2 separate regions of the Homo sapiens genome follow, and region 2 is linked to region 1. Evidence: chromatin loops called from intact Hi-C (ENCODE). Cell type or tissue: CD14-positive monocyte. All regions are shown on one strand. Links, peaks and the distances in the headings refer to the core of each region. The heading gives the core; the rest is flanking DNA.

Region 1 (2,820 bases), core at 213-2,712:
ATGGAGTGGGGGCCTTAGGAGACTTAAGCAAACAAGGCTAAATGAGCTTCCACAGTTATGCTGAAGCAGGGAAACAACCTTTAGACAGTAAGTTTGTGTTTCAGAAGCACCATTTGAACCAGCAAAATTTGAAAATTCAGTTCTCAATTTTTTATCAGAAAGTAAAATCAAAGGGAATTCTGATTCTGCTTCCTACCACGGGAAAAAAATATTTTTAAAAGCAAGGGGAGCAATTTGTCAGCTGGCTGAAAAACACATTCAAAGAGAATAAACATCAAATATTAGGTCAGCCACTAACAATCTAATTTTGTATAAGCTCAAACGCTTACAAAATACGGAAAGTACATCAGTGAGGTAGATGTGCCTATTTCTGCTTAGCTTCTGGGTCAAGTAACACCCATATCCCACAATAGTATGCTTCATCTGAGCTTCTCTGTCCTATCAGCTTTCACTGTTAATTAACCACCTTGTTCACACTAGATGTGCCCATTTCCCAATAGCACCTATTTCTTGGACCTCAGATTCTGCAGATTGCTAGGTGTGAAAAGTTCCTCTTCCACCCACACTGCTTTAACCAAGAGGAGGCCAGAAAGGGACAACATATTTAAAAGTATACCAAAGCAGGAAATTAACTTATGCAATAAGACATGCCAATTTTAGAACTGTGTTACAACCGCCATTGTGGCCATAATTTCTTAAATGAACAAGTTTCACATTTACTTTATTTGGTAAAACTTCAAGACTGTCTTTGCGCCTACAAGCACAATTTCCCACTGATATCCGGCAGAAAATCAGCAGTGTTATGGGACAGGAGCAGACATTTGAGAAAGTAATAAATGACAGCATACCTGTGGCCTTCTTAGCAATACATTGCCTGATTTACTTTTTTTCCTCATATAAATCTAGAAGATTGTGTAATATTCTCAATCCTATGAATGTTCCTCAAGCCTCTCTCCACCATGTTACTACTGGTTCTTCTTTTATCTTACAATATTTCATAGAATTCCTATAAAGAAAATATAATACTTTGATAATGGAATAGGAGAATTATTTTTATATTGAAGGGTTTTTCACTTATTTCAAAGACTCAGCCTTTGCTCAAATCACATCATCTTTCTTGGTATGGCTTCAGAGCTAATCTGAAGTAAACATGAAAACCAGTTCCATAATATAACTTTTTTGGGGTGGGAGCAATATGGTTTGGATATGGTTTGTCCCCACCAAATCTCATGTTGAAATCTGATCCCCAGTGTGGCAGTGTAAGGAGGTGGTCCCTAATGGGATGTGTTTGGGACACGAGGGCAGATGTCTCATGAACAGCTTTGTGCCCTTCTAGCAGTAATGAATTCCTGCTCTTGCTGGAGTGGACTAGTTCTTCAGAGTGGGCTGGTTCTCAGAGAAAATGACTAGTTCCCAAGAGACTGGATTGTTGTAAAAGTCAGGACACCTCTCACGTTTGGTCCCTCTTCACACATGCCCGCTTCCCCTTTGATCTTCTCTGCCATGTTCTGACACAGCATAAATGTTCTCATCAGAAGCCAAGCAGATGCCATGCTTCCTGTATAGCTTGCAGAACTGTGAGCTAAATACACTTCTTTCTTTATAAATTACTCATCCTAAGGTATTCATTTATAGCAACATAAAACAAACTGAGACAAGGGAAGAGGCAGCATTTCCCAGGATGATCGTCTATCACCTTCACCAGACTGTCTCTGGTTAAACCTTGGCTGAAATTCAAATTAACTTTCAGAACAAAGATTTGCCAAAATGAGGATATTAAGACGAGTGTACTGAAGAATCCAAAGGGAAATCTTAAAGGAGTTTCAAAAATATCCTGAACAATGGTAACAATACTAGAACTATACACACTTCCAAGGTAATATCTGTACTTAATCCTCCTGGGGCAATCCCACAAGGTTCCACCTTTAAAGATAGTGTTTATGATACTGAGTTCTCAGTGCTCATCTCCATCTCCAACTTTCCACATTTTCAACTATCTACTGGTGGTTTCTAAGTCCCACCAGCAGCTCAATTCCAACTTAAATTTCCTACAATGTAAACCTTCATTTTGCCAACCTAGTGGTTATGTTACCCTTCTTACCTGAAAAATCGGCTTATAGTTATATAGTACACAGAAGCAACACGATAAATATTTACAGAAAGAAGAAAAGGGTGGTGGATGGAACTGGTTTACAAACATCATCTCATTTAGAAGCAGATACAAAGAAATTAAGACTCAGAAAGCTCAAAGCAATCTTGCAGCATTACCCGGCAAGTAACAGGTAAAGCCAAACTCTAGTTCAATCTCAGTCTTTATTTTCCATCTTCAACCTCTTATTTTTTGTTATCAAAGTTTACTTATTTAAAACTCAATTCAACATTTCTCCATCCCAAAGTTCTTCCTGACCTCCAGCACTAAAAAGTGATTTCTCCTTCCTCTAACCCCAAGATTTTGCCTGCACTCGTTCTGTTGCTATAATCACACCTGGACTTAAACACATCACATCACACTATATATCCAATCTTCTCCTGCTAGATCAGTGGTTGGCATGAGTTGAATTGTGTTTACCATTCTCCAAATTCATATGTTGAATCCCTAACCCTCAATGTGACTGTATGTGGAGACAGTGCTTTTGGGAGGTAATTAAGGTCAAATGCGGTCATAAAGGTGAGGCCTTAATTCGATAGGATTAGTGGCCTCATAAGAAGCAGAGGGCTCTCTCTCCTTCTCGTTCTCTCCTCCTCCTCCCTCAACCTCCTCTTCCCCCATCCCTCCCCGCTCACTGCCATGTAAACACACAGGGAGAAGGCAGCCATCTG
Region 2 (2,820 bases), core at 177-2,676, 57 kb before region 1:
CAGTGGAATGACAAGATCATGTTTTCTTCTGCACAGAACCTTAGAGTAGGCAGAGGAAACAGAACTGGAAATAAGAAAACTGGATAGAAAGTTAGTACAATAGTCCAAGGGGCTAAAAACATTTAAACCTGTGGCAGACAAAGCAGGAAAGGACAGAAGTGAGTGAATAAAAATGAAACCAGAGAGAACTAACAGGACTTGGAATATAGTTATTTATGAGTGTAATAGAAGGACGAGTCAAGGATAACCCCTAATTTTCTTGCTGGGTGCATGATGGCCCAGGTTGATGACTTAAAAAACACCAGAAAAACAAACAAAAGCACTGTTTTACATAACACACACTCACCAAAAAGGAATAGCATATGAATTTGTTCTGTTTTGGTGGAGGAAGATGGAATAAAGATGACAATGAATTTAGGACATGTTCAGTTAAGGGGCCTGTGAAACATCCAAGTAGAAGGCAGTTACCTATGAGTTGGAAGCAGGTTCTGAAGATACTGTTTTGATAGTAGTAACTTAACAAAAATAATGAAAAGAGGCCCTGGACAACCACTGAGGAATCCTAACACTTAACGCTAGGAGAAAAAGAAGAAACTGGAAAAATACAGAGGACTATGTGGCACCAGAGAAAGCAAGGAAACCAAGCATTTGACCCTCAGTATAAAATCAGGGTCCACTAGACCCAATTTTAGTTTTGCAGGCTTATTTATTTATTTATTTATTTTTTTTTGAGACGGAGTCTCGCTCCGTCGCCGGGCTGGAGTGCAGTGGCATGATCTTGGCTCACTGCAACCTCCGCCTCCCAGGTTCAAGCGATTCTCCTGCCTCAGCCTCCCGAGTAGCTGGGACTACAGGCATGCGCCACCACACAGGGCTAATTTTTTGTATTTTAGTAGAGATGGGGTTTCACCATGTTGGCCAGGATGGTCTCGATCACCTGACCTTGTGATCCGCCCACCTCGGCCTCCCAAAGTGCTGGGATTACAGGCGTAAGCCACCATGCTCAGCCTGTAGATTTCATTTATAAGTAATTCCATAACTATTTCAAGAATAATTTAAGACTTTATTCTTTCTTAGAGGCCTCCAAAAATCTAAAGAAAATGGACATATTTTTAATACAATAAAATTCATTTTATCAACTAGGATCATTTGATCTTCGTGTAAAGCTAAGATTCAATATATAACTTATTGATCTTATTTTTCCTGTATCTTCAAACATTTTATTTCATCATAGCAGAAATTATTGCATCATGGCCTGTCAGTTATTTCCAACTATGCTAAAAATAACTACGATAAGAAAAGAAAATGATGAAATCCCCTAGAAGGATGCAATAGTGAAATAAAGCTTCCATTATTACATCACATTTACTATATTGCTCAATGTATTGTATTACCGTTCATGAAGATATAAAAGTAGCTTTTTCTTTTCTTTTTTTTTTAAAGCTTTCACTGAATACAGTTAAGGTTTGAATTTTTCTTTTCATTTTCTGCCTATGTTAGGTAGCATAATAGTCCCCAAAGATGTCCCAGTCACAATCTCTGAAACCCATGAATATGTTAAGATACACAGGAAATGGGAATTAAGGATGCAGACAGAATTAACTTTGCTAATCAGTTGAAAATAGGGAGGTTATCTGGGAAGGCCCAAAGTAATCACAAGGGTCTTTAAAAGTGAAAGACAGATGCGGAAGAGAACAGGAGAAAAGAGATGAGATGATGGAAGCAGAGTCAGAGAGATTCTATCTTGCTGGCTTTAAAGATGGAAAAAAGAGAATACTTGCATCTTTGCTGAAAAAGGCAAGGAAACAGACTTTCCCCTAGAGGCTCCAGAAACAAACACAGCTCTGCTAACACCTTGATTTTAGCCCAGTGAGACCTGTCACACTTGAGAACTACGGAACTATGATACAATGAATTTGTATTGTCTTAATAAAGCTACTAAGTTTGTATAATTTGTTACAATAGCAATAGAAAACTAATATACTACCACAGTGGGGGGAAAAACTGGCTAAAAGATGTTTTGCAATTATTAGATGAATTAGAAGAATGCAAAGAAACCAAGAGCAGCACTCTAGACTTTAACGAAGATGATGAAATTGATCATATAAGCACATAATCATATTGACTATAAGTCTTCAGGTGACAGTATCCCAGATGAATTTTCTCAAAATCAGGAACTGATGCGTGAATAATACTTTTTTTCTTGTCACCCAGGCTGGGCGCTGGTTAGATCATAGCTCTCTGTAGCCTTGAACTCTGGGCTCAAGTGATCCTCCCACCTCAGCCTCCCGAGTAGCTAGGACTACAGGTGTGCAGCACCACACCTAGCTAATTTTTTTTATTTATTTTTCCTAGAGACAAGGTCTTGCTATATTGCACAGGCTGGTCTTGAACTCCTAGCCTCAAACAATTCTCTTGACTTGGCCTGAATAATACATTTTTAAGGACAAAAAGGAAATATAGTATTCTCATCCCATTAGACATTTAACAGGAGTGATTTTTCATGAAGTATAATGTAACAAAAACTTGTATCCCATTGTGCTAAAAACAGGGCAACGCAGTACTCTTTCATCTTTTATGATATCTGTGTGTTGAAATGTACTTGATCCAAATGCTAAAGACAGATATATTTAAAAGGTGATTAAAAGGAAATAGTATTTGTAAATCTAAAAGTGAAAATGTTTTAAAACTATGGAGCCAAAAAGATGGCCATCTTAACTTCAACAAAATTATGAGTCATTGGTGTTTTTAAAAATATTTCATTTTGGCTGGGCATGGTGGCTCACACCTGTAATCCCAGCACTCTGGGAGGCCGAGGTG

Evidence for each region. Hi-C counts contacts between places; a loop is a spot of excess contacts. Peaks named below come from ENCODE experiments on the same cell type or tissue, not always from the same donor. Only the 100,000 strongest peaks of a DNase experiment are listed, where the experiment ranks them.
Region 2: it touches region 1 in a loop (2.0-fold over the local background); 3 of 110 quality-filtered maps call a loop at or near these places.

What each region holds. Positions count from the first base shown.
Region 1 is chr3:28,249,898-28,252,717 of GRCh38, reverse strand. The region is part of intron 1 of CMC1 (C-X9-C motif containing 1); the gene reads right to left. Among named protein-coding and RNA genes, the nearest start is that of CMC1, 9.7 kb to the right of the region's middle. In CD14-positive monocyte, for the core only: no CTCF peak of the experiment used is centred there; DNase peaks (open chromatin) are centred at 407 and 1,507; H3K4me3 peaks cover 1,555 bases; H3K27ac peaks cover 2,452 bases.
Region 2 is chr3:28,306,892-28,309,711 of GRCh38, reverse strand. The region is part of intron 2 of CMC1 (C-X9-C motif containing 1); the gene reads right to left. Among named protein-coding and RNA genes, the nearest start is that of ZCWPW2, 40 kb to the left of the region's middle. In CD14-positive monocyte, for the core only: no CTCF peak of the experiment used is centred there; a DNase peak (open chromatin) is centred at 1,261; H3K4me3 peaks cover 569 bases; H3K27ac peaks cover 1,150 bases.